2 separate regions of the Homo sapiens genome follow, and region 2 is linked to region 1. A link is an interaction called in ENCODE POLR2A ChIA-PET data of the cell type or tissue named here. Cell type or tissue: CD4-positive, alpha-beta T cell. All regions are shown on one strand. Links, peaks and the distances in the headings refer to the core of each region. The heading gives the core; the rest is flanking DNA.

What was found. Peaks named below come from ENCODE experiments on the same cell type or tissue, not always from the same donor. Only the 100,000 strongest peaks of a DNase experiment are listed, where the experiment ranks them.
Region 2: POLR2A ChIA-PET joins it to region 1 with 7 read pairs; 1 of 35 experiments calls an interaction of 5 or more read pairs at or near these places.

Annotation. Positions count from the first base shown.
Region 1 is chr15:28,102,530-28,110,938 of GRCh38, forward strand. No RefSeq gene overlaps it. Among named protein-coding and RNA genes, the nearest start is that of OCA2, 7.4 kb to the left of the region's middle. RefSeq lists enhancers at 4,674-5,235, 5,236-5,796. In CD4-positive, alpha-beta T cell, for the core only: no CTCF peak of the experiment used is centred there; DNase peaks (open chromatin) are centred at 4,192, 4,942 and 5,479; H3K4me3 peaks cover 1,512 bases; H3K27me3 peaks cover 1,345 bases.
Region 2 is chr15:28,871,690-28,875,689 of GRCh38, forward strand. No RefSeq gene overlaps it. Among named protein-coding and RNA genes, the nearest start is that of APBA2, 12 kb to the right of the region's middle. RefSeq lists an enhancer at 3,528-4,000. In CD4-positive, alpha-beta T cell, for the core only: CTCF peaks have their summits at 2,210 and 2,411; a DNase peak (open chromatin) is centred at 2,242.

The sequences.
Region 1 (8,409 bases), core at 2,308-6,307:
AGCCCAAGGAAGGACACAGACACCAGTTCTTGAGGGGAGGAATGTCAAAGAACATTGGAGCCATGTTTTTTGTGTTTGTTTCTGTTTTTGAGACGGAGTCTTGCTCCGTCGCCAGGGTGGAGTGCAGTGGCGTGATCTTGGCTCACTGCAACCTCCGCCTCCCGGGTTCAAGCAATTCTCCTGCCTCAGCTTACTGAGAAGCTGGGACCACAGGTGGGCGCCACCACACCCAGCTAATTTTTGTGTGTTTAGTAAAGATGGGGTTTCACTATGTTGGCCAGGATGGTCTCGATCACTTGACCTCATGATCCGCCCACCTCGGCCTCCCAAAGTGCTGGGATTACAGGCGTGAACCACCGCGCCCGGCCAGAGCCATGTTTTAAAGTTACCACGGCTTTAGGAGGCAGGAGCTGCATAACATGAGGGCATGATGCTACCTTCTGAACTTAAATTCCGGACTTTAAAGACATGTTTAAATGTAATGAGCTGTGGAGTCACAGGAACTCCCATTCATTGCTGGTGGGACCGCAAGATGGTACAGCCACTTTGGAAGACAGTTGGGCCGTTTCTTACAAAACTAAACACTCTTAGAATATGATGCAGCAACCAATGTTCCTTGGTATTTACCTAAATGATTTGAAAACTTATGTTCACCCAAAATCTGCACACGGGTGTTTATAGCAGTTTTATCTGTCATTGCCAAAACTTGGAAACAACCAAGATGCCTTTCAGGAGGTGAATGAATAAACAAACTAGGGTACATTCAGACAATGGAATATTTATTATTCAGAGCTAAAAAGAAATGAGTTATCAAGCCATGAAAAGACACAGAAGAACCTTAAATGCAGATTACTAAGTAAAACAAGCCAATCGGAAAAGGCTGCATACTGCCTGATTCCAACTAGATGACTTTCTAGAAAGGTAAAACTATGGAGACAGTAAAAACATTGGTGGCTGTCAGGAGCTAGTGGGGAGCGGAGGGATGACTAGCTGGAGGGGATTTCAGGGCAGCGGCCCTAGTCTGTATGATACTGTAAGGCGGATACAGGGCATTAAACATTCGTGCAAACCCACAGAAGGCACTGCCCGAGTGAGCCTCGATGTAACCCGAGGCCTCTGGATAATGCTGGTGTGTTGGTGTAACCCATGGGCCAATCTGGTGGGCAGCATGTGCACTGGGGCAAGCTACATGTGTGGGGTGGGTGTATATGGGACTTCTCTGTACCATCTGATCGATAATGTCTTTCTTTTAATGAATTAGAGGAAAATAGAAAGTCTCATTTGTCTGTGGGGAAAAAATCAATTTTGAAAAGTGAGTGGGATGGGCAAAAACTCCAGGACTGACTCAGGAATAAAAACGATTATAAACTTCATCCTGAAGAGGGTGGGTCCTGTGACTGGGAGGGGCTGGCCCAAGTCCCGGGTCATCCTGAGCTGAAGGCTCCATGCGGAGGGGCGGCCCTGGGTGGCAGGAGAATGGGGAGGCCAGGCCCGTGGGGGTGGGAAGAAAGTGGGGTCCTGAGAGCTGGTGCTCCAGCGGGGAGCGAAGCTGGACACGGGAGTCTGCAGCTTGAGGGACGAAGGTGCCTGCTATTGCTTCTGGATGTTGAGTAGTTGGTATCTCTGTGCGTGTGTGTTTCCATTTGCATTTGGATCCCATGAGACATGAGGCCCAGGAGGTCCTGCAGACAAAAGCCTCCCACCCTGTGGAGCTGGCCTCCATGCAGAATGGACCCATTCGAAGACCTTTTTAAAACGATCTTTTGTATTTTCTTGTTTTAGAAACGGGGTCCCTCTGTGCAGCCCAGGCTGCAGGGAGGGGCATGGTCATAGCTCACTGTAGCCCTGAGCGATTCCCTGTTTGAAGTGTTGACTATCTTGACTATCGGGGAGGAGTGAGGTCTGCGCGATTCGGCCTGGAGGACCCTGAGTAGGACTCACTCGCCAGACTGGCTGCCAGTGGGCCTGGCCCTTCCTGACATGGTGAGCCATCATGGCATGTCCCTGGCAGTGACAAGGAATGTCCTCAGGCCCCGACCCTCCTGTCCAGGCCACCCAGGGCAGGCCTGTCAGGGGCCTTCCTTGTTCCAATTTTTCAGAGGCCCAGCGCTCTCCTTCCGCATCCTGCCCACCTGCCCAGCTGCAGGCAGCATGGGGAGGGGGATGGGGTGGGGAGAGGGTAGGGAAGACGGTGTGTGTGAGGGTGAGTGTATGTGAAGGGGCCAAGATTTATGTGTTTAGGAGGTGTGTATGTCTGTGGGGGGTGTGTGTGACGGGCTGTATGTAAGGGATGTATGTGTGTGGGGGGTATATGTGTATGTGTATAGGGTGTACGTGTGTTTGGGGTTGGTGTACGTGTGGGTGTGTGGGTGTGTTTTGGTGTATTTGTGTCTGGGGTGTGGGGGGAGGGTGTACGCATGGGTGTGTGTGTACATGTGTGTGGTGGGTGTGTGTTCATCTGTGTGGGGTGTGTGCATGTGTGGGGTATGGGAGTGTGTGCGCATGCGTGTGCCTGGTGTGTGTGGGGTGTGTGTGCATGTGTGTGTCTGGTGTTTGAGTGGGGTGTGTGCATGTATGTCTGGTGTGTGTGGGGTGTGTGCATGTGTGTCTGGTGTGTGGGGTGTGTGTGCGTGTGTGGTGTGTGTGGGGTGTGCGCATGTGTGTCTGGTGTTTATGTGGGGTGTGTGCATGTGTCTGGTGTGTGTGGGGTATGTGTGTGGGGGGGTGTATGGGGGGTGTGTGCATGTGTGTCTGGAGTGTGTGGGTTATGTGCGCATGTGTGTGCATGTGTGGGTGTGGGGGTGCATGTGTGTAGTGTGTGTGGTGTGGGGGTGTGGTGTGGGTGTGTGTGTGGTGTGGGGGTGTGTGATGTGGGTGTGTGGGTGTGGTGTGTGTATGGTGCGGTGTGTGTGTGGTGTGGGGTGTGTGTGTGCATGTGTGTCTGGGGTGTTTGGGGTGTGTGCATGTGTGTGGGATGTGGGGGTGTGTGTGGTGGGGTGTGTGCGCGCATGTGTGGGGTGTGTGTGCGTGTGTGGGGTGTGTGTGCATGTGTGTCCGGGGTGTGGGGTGTGTGTGCATGTGTGTAGGTTGTGTGTATGTACGTGTGCTGTGGGGGTGTGTGTGGTGTGGGGGTGTGGTGTGTGTATGGTGTGAGGATGTGTGTGGTGTGTGTGTGGTGTGGGGGTGTGTGGTGCGTCGGGTGTGTGTGCATGTGTGTCTGGGGTGTGTGTGTGCATGTGTGTGGTGTGTGCATGTGTGGTGTGTGGGGTGTGTGTGCATGTGTGGTGTGTGGGGTGTGTGTGCATGTGTCGGGTGTGGGGGGTGTGCATGTGTGTGGTGTGTGTGCATGTGTGTCTGGGGTGTGGGGTGTGTGTGCATATGTGTTTGGGATGTGGGGTGTGTGTGCATGTGTCTGGGATGTGGAGTGTGTGTGCATGTGTGGGGTGTGGGTGTGTGTGTGCATGTCTGTGATGTGTGTGTGCATGTGTGTCTGGGGTGTGTGTGCATGTGGGGTGTGAGAAGTGTATGTGTGTGTGCATGTGTGTGGGGAGTTCTGTGGGGTGTGTTCACGTGTGTGAGGTTTGTAGGGGTGTGTGTACGTGCCTCGGGTGTGTGTGTGCGCATGTGTGTGGGGTGTGTGTATGTATGTGTCTGGGGTGGTGTGTGTGCGTGTGTGGGTGTGTGTGCATGTGTGTGTGGGGTGTGTGTGTGCATGTGTCGGGGGTGTGTGTGCGTGTGGGGTGTGTGTGTGCGCGCGCGTGTGTGCATGTGTTGGGGGTGTGTGTGTATGCATGTGTGTGGGTGTGTGTGCGCGTCTGGGGTGCGGGGAGCATGCGTGTGGTGGGGGTTCTGCCTCTCACTCCCTCACCCAGGAGGAGGCTGTACCCAAGGCAGTGTTGCCAGACTGGGCCAAGCCAGGAGCAAGGCTGAGCGGCTCCACCCGCGGGCTCCCGGGCTGGGACCCGGGGTGTCACCCGCAGTGCTGAGCGTTTGTGCTCTGAGACCTCGTTGTCCCCAAGGGTCTCTCCACCCTCCGGGCCCCGGCCTCCGGCCCCGCCTGGCATGAGGAGCGGGGAGCGCACAGCAGGGTGGGGGCACCGGGCGCACGCGGGGAATTTCCCCACGACCACGGCCACGCCAAATGCCTGAACCTCCACGGCTGCCGGCAACAGCGAGCGCAGGGAGGGGGCTGTGCGCGCGGGGGCCCTGGTGGCGGAGCAGGCATCACCCCGAGAGCGCCGAGGTTTGTGGTCGCAACCCCGGGAGCACCGCTGCGGGAGGAGCGGCGTGGCCGGGCAGAGGCGACTTCCTCGCAGGCAGTACCGGGCCCCGCGGCCGCCTCCGGGCCTGTCCTGGTGCCCCGGGCTTCCACCCGGCGGGCTGGCGTGCGGGGGCTGGTCTTCGCCGAGATCCTGCTGGGAGCGGGCTCTGGCCCCACGGTGAGCCCGGCCCCAGCCTCGGTGATGCGCTTCGCTGCCGCGCGGGGAGGGAGAGTCCGGCAGGGTCACGAGGCGCCGGCCCCGGGGCCGCTTGAAACCCGAAGAGACCCCGCTCGCTCGCGCGCCCGCCGGACGAATCCTCGCGGAGGTCCCGGGGCGCAGCCGGCGTGAGGGTGGGGTCTCATCGCAGGGGCGCCGGGAGCCTCCCCGCTCCGCTAGCTCAACCAAGGACCGCTCAGAGGGGCTCTCACCCTGAACCTCGGCTTTTCTAAAGGAAGGGCAGACCCCAGATTTCCCCCTTCTCTTCTCGAACGTGCTTTGGGTGTTTTTCTGCTTTCTTTTTTGGCAAGTCAGGACAGCGCACAGTGCACGGAGCTCCGAAGCTCTCTCAGCTACTCCCGGATTTCTGGTTAAACCTGAGGGTGAGCCCGAAAGACCGCTGCCGCCGGCGGCCACCCCAGCGCGGGTCCGCTGAGAATGGAAACAGCAAGTGCGCGCCGGCCAGGCCGCCACCTCTCCCTCCTCCAACAGCCCGGGCAGCCGCAGGGGCCAGCCCCGGGCCAGCCAGGGCCCAGCACAAAATGCCTTCCAGCGACAGCAGCGCCGGAAGCCCCTTCTGAGGTCGTGGATAAGCCTCCGCGCAGGGGCCCCGCGCTCAGCCCACCCCGCATGCCTCCGCGCCAGGGCCTGCTGGTGGGTGGCCGCCTGCCCCGGGCTATCCCGGGCTGGGCACTGGCGCCGATCCCGCCTCGCTTGTGGAGCTGCATTTGGGGGGAAAGATGGACCGGCAGCGTGGGACGCAGAGCCAGGCCAGGCCGCACGGGCTGTGCACAAAGATATGCCCGACAGGCGGGGAGAAGGCATGGCCCACCGGCTCAGGAGAAAGTCCTGGAGGGGAGGCAGTCCGCCCCTGGGGACAACGCGGGGGGCCGTATTCGGACACCACCAGAAGTTCCTGTCGGAGACGCTAAGGGTGCCCACGGTGTCGGGCACCATGTAAAGCTCTCCTAACTCTAAGCAGACTGCAGTTTCATGCACATCATAAGGGCACAGCCACTGTCACCGATTCTATCAGCAGAAAAGCAAACAGGCAGGAAACCACAATTAATCCACAATTCACAATGCTGGTGAGCTTCCAAACAATTGTCAATGTGACAAGTTTCCACTCCTAGCACAGATGGGTCGTCTGTCTTTTCTACAGTTTAATGGTCTCGGCTGCACACATTTGTCTGTCAAAGTGAACTATATAACTTCAGGCTTTGGAAGTTGGATGAGAGTAAAAAGTTAAACTGAAGGTGACATGGAACTGTCCGAGAGAGTCCTCCTGTCCAAACATGAAGAAGCTGTGGCTACAAAAATCACTTTTTTTTTTTTTGTGGGAATGAAGTGCCCTCTAGTATGCTTTTAGTTAAAAAAAGAAAAAAAGAAAAAAAAAAAAAAAAAGGCCGGGTGCGGTGGCTTACGCCTGTAATCCCAGCACTTCGGGAGGCAGAGGCGGGCGGATCACGAGGTCAGGAGATGGAGACCATCTTGGCTAACACGGTGAAACCCCGTCTCTACTAAAAATACAAAAAAAAAAAAAAAAAAAAATTAGCCGGGCGTGGTGGCGGGCGCCTGTAGTCCCAGCTACTCGGGAGGCTGAGGCAGGAGAATGGCGAGAACCCCGGAGGCGGAGCTTGCAGTGAGCCGAGATGGCGCCACAGCACTCCAGCCTGGGCGACAGAGTGAGACTTCGTCTCAAACAAACAAACAAACAAAAAAACCATAACACTTACGCCATTGCTTCTAACTGCAGAAAGCAGAGACACAGCCCCCGCAGGGCAGCTGCATGGGGGTCCCGCCTTGGTGTCTGCGGCCGGCCTCTTCTGGCACATTAGCTTCCCCCTCAGGACTCTTATACGAAAGCTCTCAATCCTCAATCATTTTCGTCTGGGTTTTACCTATCACATTGGAAATTACAACTGAAAAAATTTAAAATATTGAATACGTTTAGAATAAAAACAAACCCATGACTTGTTAACATGGACACAATTTTGAAAAATCGTTTTCCAAAACGAAAACAAATTAGTGACAATGGCATTAATACTTTTATTAGCCTCTTTAACTGTCTGGCTTAATGGAAGTGTAAACCAAAAAAAGTGGCCCAGCGCAGTGGCTCACGCCTGTAATCCCAGCACTTTGGGAGGCTGAGGCAGGCAAATCACGAGGTCAGGAGATCGAAACCATCCTGGCTAACACAGTGAAACCCCATTTCTACTAAAAATACAAAATTTAGCTGGGCGTAGTGGCGGGTGCCTGTAGTCCCAGCTACTCGGGAGGCTGAGGCAGGGGAATGGCGTGAACCTGGGAGGTGGAGCTTGCAGTGAGCAGAGATCGCGCCACGGCACCCCAGCCTGGGCGACAGAGCGAGACTCTGTCTCAAAAAAAAAGTGAGACAGGCCTCAATCCACTTAGAGGTTGATTTTGCCACAGCTGAGGACGTGCCAGGGAAAGAGACAAGCCACAGTAGGCTCTGTGTCCGGGGCTTCTTCCAAAGAGCTTTGAGGATTTCAATATTTAAAGGGGAAAAAGGCAGGAGGGGAAGGAGGAAAGAATAAAAAGGAGGGAGGGTAGGAAAAGTGAGAGAAGTGGGGCACACCCTTGTGAGGTTTTGATGAGTGCTCGCTGAATCGCAGGGGGCAGAGGAAGAGTCAATTATACATTCGGCTCACGCTCAGTAAATCTGCACTTTACATCAGATAAAGTCAACCTAGAGTCGAGGAAGAAGTCAAATATGCATTAGTCTGGGAATGGGCGTACAGACAATTTCTAGTCTCTATCCCTTACGGAGCGATGAGCTGTGACTTTACATAGTCTGGGTCCGGGAGGCCACCTGGGGAGATACCTGTTCAGGCACACAATGAAAAGGCAGTTTCCCGTGTGACCGTTTCCAAGCTCACGCTTTTCTTCTGGCCTAGTGGGCTTGCGGGTGGAGATTTTCTTTCCTTTCACAGAAGACAGGTGAATTCTCATTTCTGTCTGTGCATCCCCACATTGTGAAGTTTTGGTGGAAGGAGCTGAAGAAAATCTGGCCTCACAGAGAGACGTAGTAGGAGATAGAGGCTCTCATGGACACCCTGAAAGGGCCTCAGGAACTCCAGGGGTCCTCAGCCAGGACTTTGAGAACCCACATTCTAGAGGCAGAAGGCATTTGCCAGCCTGATTTGGGGGTTGGCCAATGGAAAGTGGGTGGAGGGGACAGTGCAGCTCTGGGCCCTCTTACACCTGTGTCACCACCGTGATACACACGCCCAAAGCGAGAAGAGAGATGTGAAGCCTGACACCTCCTAACCGCGGGCCCAGAGCCACTCAGCAGAGGCCGGCCCAGCCAGGCGCGCGAGTGAGAAACGCTGCTTCTCACTGACTTCAGGGGCAATTCTGTTATGCCGCAAAAGCTGACAACAAAAGGGTTGGTGATATTAACAAAAATAATACCACACAGCTTATGGACGTTTTGAGCTAAGCTGAAAATAGACTAATCCTGGCATTTACCAATTCAGTTCTGGAAAGGTTCCCAGAAAAAAAATAAAACTTTCCCTCTTTGGATCTTCTGTGCCAGTGCTAAACATCGTGTCCCTGAATAAACTGTCTCCCAACGTGAAATACATAGTTTTGCCTCAATCTGATAGTCTTCAGCTCAAGCTCTAATGCGTTAGACCTGCCAGCCAGTTTTCCTAGCCTGTTCTCAGTTCTACCCTTTGCAGAGTGCGTGCCATACACAAGCAGCCCAAACCGTGTACCATGGCTGCCTGGACGGAAGACTCTCAGCCCAGGCCAATGAAAGCAGAAGCCAAGGCTGTGCAGACAGATGGGGCTGGGGAGGAAGTCGGAGGAAACTCTGAAGGCTCCAGAGCCCTTCAGCCCCTGCCACCAGCTGGTCCCGTGGAATCTTCCATTCTCCTAATCACTTCTTTGTGACTTGAGTTTGGTT
Region 2 (4,000 bases), core at 1-4,000, 770 kb after region 1:
CCTGTGGCTGCAGTTGGTCCTGAGGCTATAAATGATATATTGAACAACTCCCTCCATGTTACAGGTTAAGTTTTGTCCCTATAAATATTCTTATGTTGAAGTCTTAACTCCCAGTATCTCAGAGATAGGGTCTTTACAGTGGCGATCAAGTTAAAATAAGGTCATTTAGATGGGCTCTAAGCCAATGACTGATGTCCTTATGTAAAAAAAGAAATTTGGATACAGACACAGCCAGCCTGTCACTTCAGAAGGCTAAGCCTACGCTCCATCAGGCCAGAAACTTCTGGCTGGTGTGGAATCTGGCGGGAGCATGGGTGTGGACCTTATGGCCACGTTCCCATTGCTACGCTGCCCTTGCCAGAAAGGCAGTCATGGGTCCGAGGATCCCACGTTGGTAAATCCTTAACTAGTGGTCCTGGCAAAAAATGCAAATCTATTTCTGGAATATATGGCGACCCCAATCAGGGTGAATTGTAATTTTCAAAGCTGAAGAGGTCTCGTGTAATTGTTTTGCCATTGAGTGTGCTATGGTCTGAACGTTTGTGTCTCCAAAAAGTTTGCATGTTGAAACCTAATTCCCAATATGATGGTGTTTATGAGGTTGGGCATTCAGGACTTGATTAGGTCTTGATGGTGGAGGCCTCATGAATGGGATTCGTGTCCTTACAACAGAGGCCTCAGAGAGCTGGCTTGCCTCTCTAACATGTGAGGGGATGGCTAGAAGGCGCCATCTATGAATAGAAATCAAGAACTCACCAGGCACTGGATGTGCCAGCACCTTGGCCTTGGACTTCCCAGCCTCCAGAACTGTGAGAAATACATTTCTCTTGTTTAGAAACCACTCAGTTTATGATAGCTTGTTACAGCACCCCACATGGACTAAGCAGGCTGGTTGGTGGTTTTGAGGGGTGGTGGCTGACAGGGGCTCAGCACGGTCTGTGATGCTGACAGATCGGACATTCTGCAGTGATAGTCCTGGCTCAGCTTTGGTGGGAGGAAGTCCATGCTGTTGGGACATCCATAGCCTCCTTCTCTGCCACCATGGCCACTCTTCACAGGCCCCTTGTGCAAGCCTTGGGCTGCCTGAGGGGGAGGCATTGGTAGACATTGACCCGATGAGTCCTCTTGCCTGCCTGGTTGGTGGTTTCATGTTTCTTCTCTGGTGGGCATTGATGTGCAATATCACGACCTTTTACGTGGTGCTCACTCCCAGGGGTCCGTCCACATGTGGCCACCTTGTCAAAAATGTCCAGCCTTATTCCTTAGACCCTGACTAAGCAGCCAAGCTATTTGCTATTGCCCATAAATATAGCTAATCTTGGGCCATTCCTCACTCCATTCAAAGTGACTGACCAGGCGCTCTGCCTGAGGCTCTGCCCATGGGAGGATTCTATTTCTCCACTGTCTTTCAGGGCCCCCCCGAAAGGAGGCTCCACTTCTTCCCTATCAGAGTCCTGACTGGCATGGGAGAGTGCTGAGGCCGTGTATCTGGCCATCGCTGAAGTCCTGCTTCTCTTCACATGACCTGGGCCAGGTCTCCTCCTCCAGCTGTAGGAGTTCACATGCAGCCATGTGCCTTCAGTGGGTTGTCAATCAACCTGAGCCTATGCTGTTCTCTCACCTCCCTCCTGGCTTCAATCATCAGAAATATTGCCCCATTCAGGGCATGCCCTTCCACTTGGCTTCCAGCTTGGCAGAGCTGCAGCCAGGGGAGCGTGCTGGAGTCTCGGCCCTCCACTCACTGCTGGGACTCAGGCCTTCCTGCCCTCTGCCTGGCGAGTCACCTGTCTCTAGAATCCCAGCCTCAGAGTCAGCCTCACAGGCCACTTCCTTACCAAGGTTCTTGGGTCTGTCTGGTGCCCTAGAAGCAGAACCAGAGATAAACATCCCAGTGCAAGTAACTCCCTAGAGAAGCAGGACAGATGGTAGAAGAGACTGAGGAAGGTGCGATTCCCAGCCTTGCTTGATCCCCTGGGGAGCTCCGGAGTCAGTGACTGCTCAGCGCTTGTCCCACCTCAGGGTAAGAAGGCTTCCATGTTCCTCCTCCCATTCCAGGCCTGGGGGCAAAGGAGCTGTATACTCCCAGGAAATGCCAGCGTTCTGCTGGTGAGGGTGGAGCCACTGCAGTCGTGTGAGGGGTAATTATCCAAGGAGAGTGGAGGTACAGGCCTGGAAGAAAAGCTGGCAGAGGGTGCCCACAGGATGGGGCAGGCAACACTGATGTCGGCTGCCAGGTGGTGCTGGTGCCTTCGTTTCAGAGATGTTGTCTGGTTTTCTGGGGCTGCCAGAACAAAGTACTGTGAACTGCGGGCTTGAACAGCACATGTTTATTATCTCACAGTCCTGGAGGCTGGAAACCTGAGATCAAGGTGCAGACAGGGTTGGTTCCTTCTGAGGCCTGCGGGGAGACTCTGCTCCAGGCCCCTCTCCTGGTTTCCGGTAGCTGCAGAAGTTCTTTGGCTGGTAGACAGCATTCTCCCTGCATGTGTCCACTCTGTTTTTTCTTCGTGCAACTGTCTCTGTGTGTTCAAATTTCTCCTTTTTATAAGCATGCCAGGCAGATTGCATGAGAACCCACTCTCATGACCTCAACTTCACTCAATCATCTACAAAGACCTTCTCTGCAAACAAGGCCACATTCACAGCTACTGGAGGGTTAGGACTTTGATTTGTGTGTGTGTGTGTGTGTGTGTGTGGACACAATTCAGCAGGTGCTAAAATGTAAAACATAGAGTGTCTTAAAATTGATGACATATGGCACAACCTGGACTCTCCTGAGCCGAGTAGTAGTTAGCACGTGTCTTTATTTTTATTATTGTTATTATTTTTTGAGACGGAGTCTCACTCTGTCGCCCAGGCTGGAGTGCAGTGGCACCATCTCGGCTCGCTGCAAGCTCCACCTCCCAGGTTCACACCGTTCTCCTGCCTCAGCCTCCTGAGTAGCTGGGACTACAGGTGTCCGCCACCACGTCCGGCTAATTTCTTTTTCTATTTTTAGTAGACACGGGGTTTCACTCTGTTAGCCAGGATGGTCTCAATCTCCTGACCTTGTGATCCACCTGCCTCGGCCTCCCAAAGTGCTGGGATTACAGGTATGAGCCACTGCGCCTGGCCTGCATGTGTCTTTACATAAAATTTCTGACTTGGTCTCCTAAATGCACAAAATATTCCCAAGCATAATACAACCCTGTGGTTATGTACAGGATTAAAATAGCGACAGATTCTCAATTGAAAACTTGATCCTGGCCTGGCATGGTGGCTCACACCTGTAATCCCAGCACTTTGGGAGGCCGAAGCAGGAGGATCACGAGGTCAGGAGATCGAGACCATCCTGGCTAACACGGTGAAACCCTGTCTCTACTAAAAAAAAATACATAAAATTAGCCAGGTGTGGTGGCGGGTGCCTGTAGTCCCAGCTACTCGGGAAGCTGAGGCAGGAGAATGGCGTGAACTTGGGAGGCGGAGCTTGCAGTGAGCTGAGATCGTGCCACTGCACTCCAGCCTGGGTGACAGAGGGAGACTCCATCAAAAAAAAAAAAGAAAAGAAAACTTGATCCTGAGTGGTCCTATTGCAGTGGTTGAACTGACACCTCCAGCACCTCTGAAAAGGTGTCGCTCAGTAACAGTCGGGTTGGGGGGGACCAATAATTAGAATGAGCTTCAGACAACTCAAAAGACTCCACCCTTTCCCCAGCGCCTCCTGCCAGAGGAAGCATGTGTCTGTGACTTGAAGGCATCTGGAACTCACAAGGTGAGGCTCGTTCTTCCCATGTCCTCTCTCTTGCTGCCTCCACACCTATGAGAACGATCTCATCCCAACATGCCTGGGAAGGCCTATTTCTAAGGCACATGCATAAGGTGAATGCCTTCACAGCAAAATAAATGAGGCCTGGGATAGACTCTTCCAGTATTCCTGCTGCCTGGGAAGTTGGTGAGACCCCAGCCTGGAGTCAGTCCCCGCCCCCATCCAGTTCCCCAGGAGAGGCTGACAGCTTGGAGT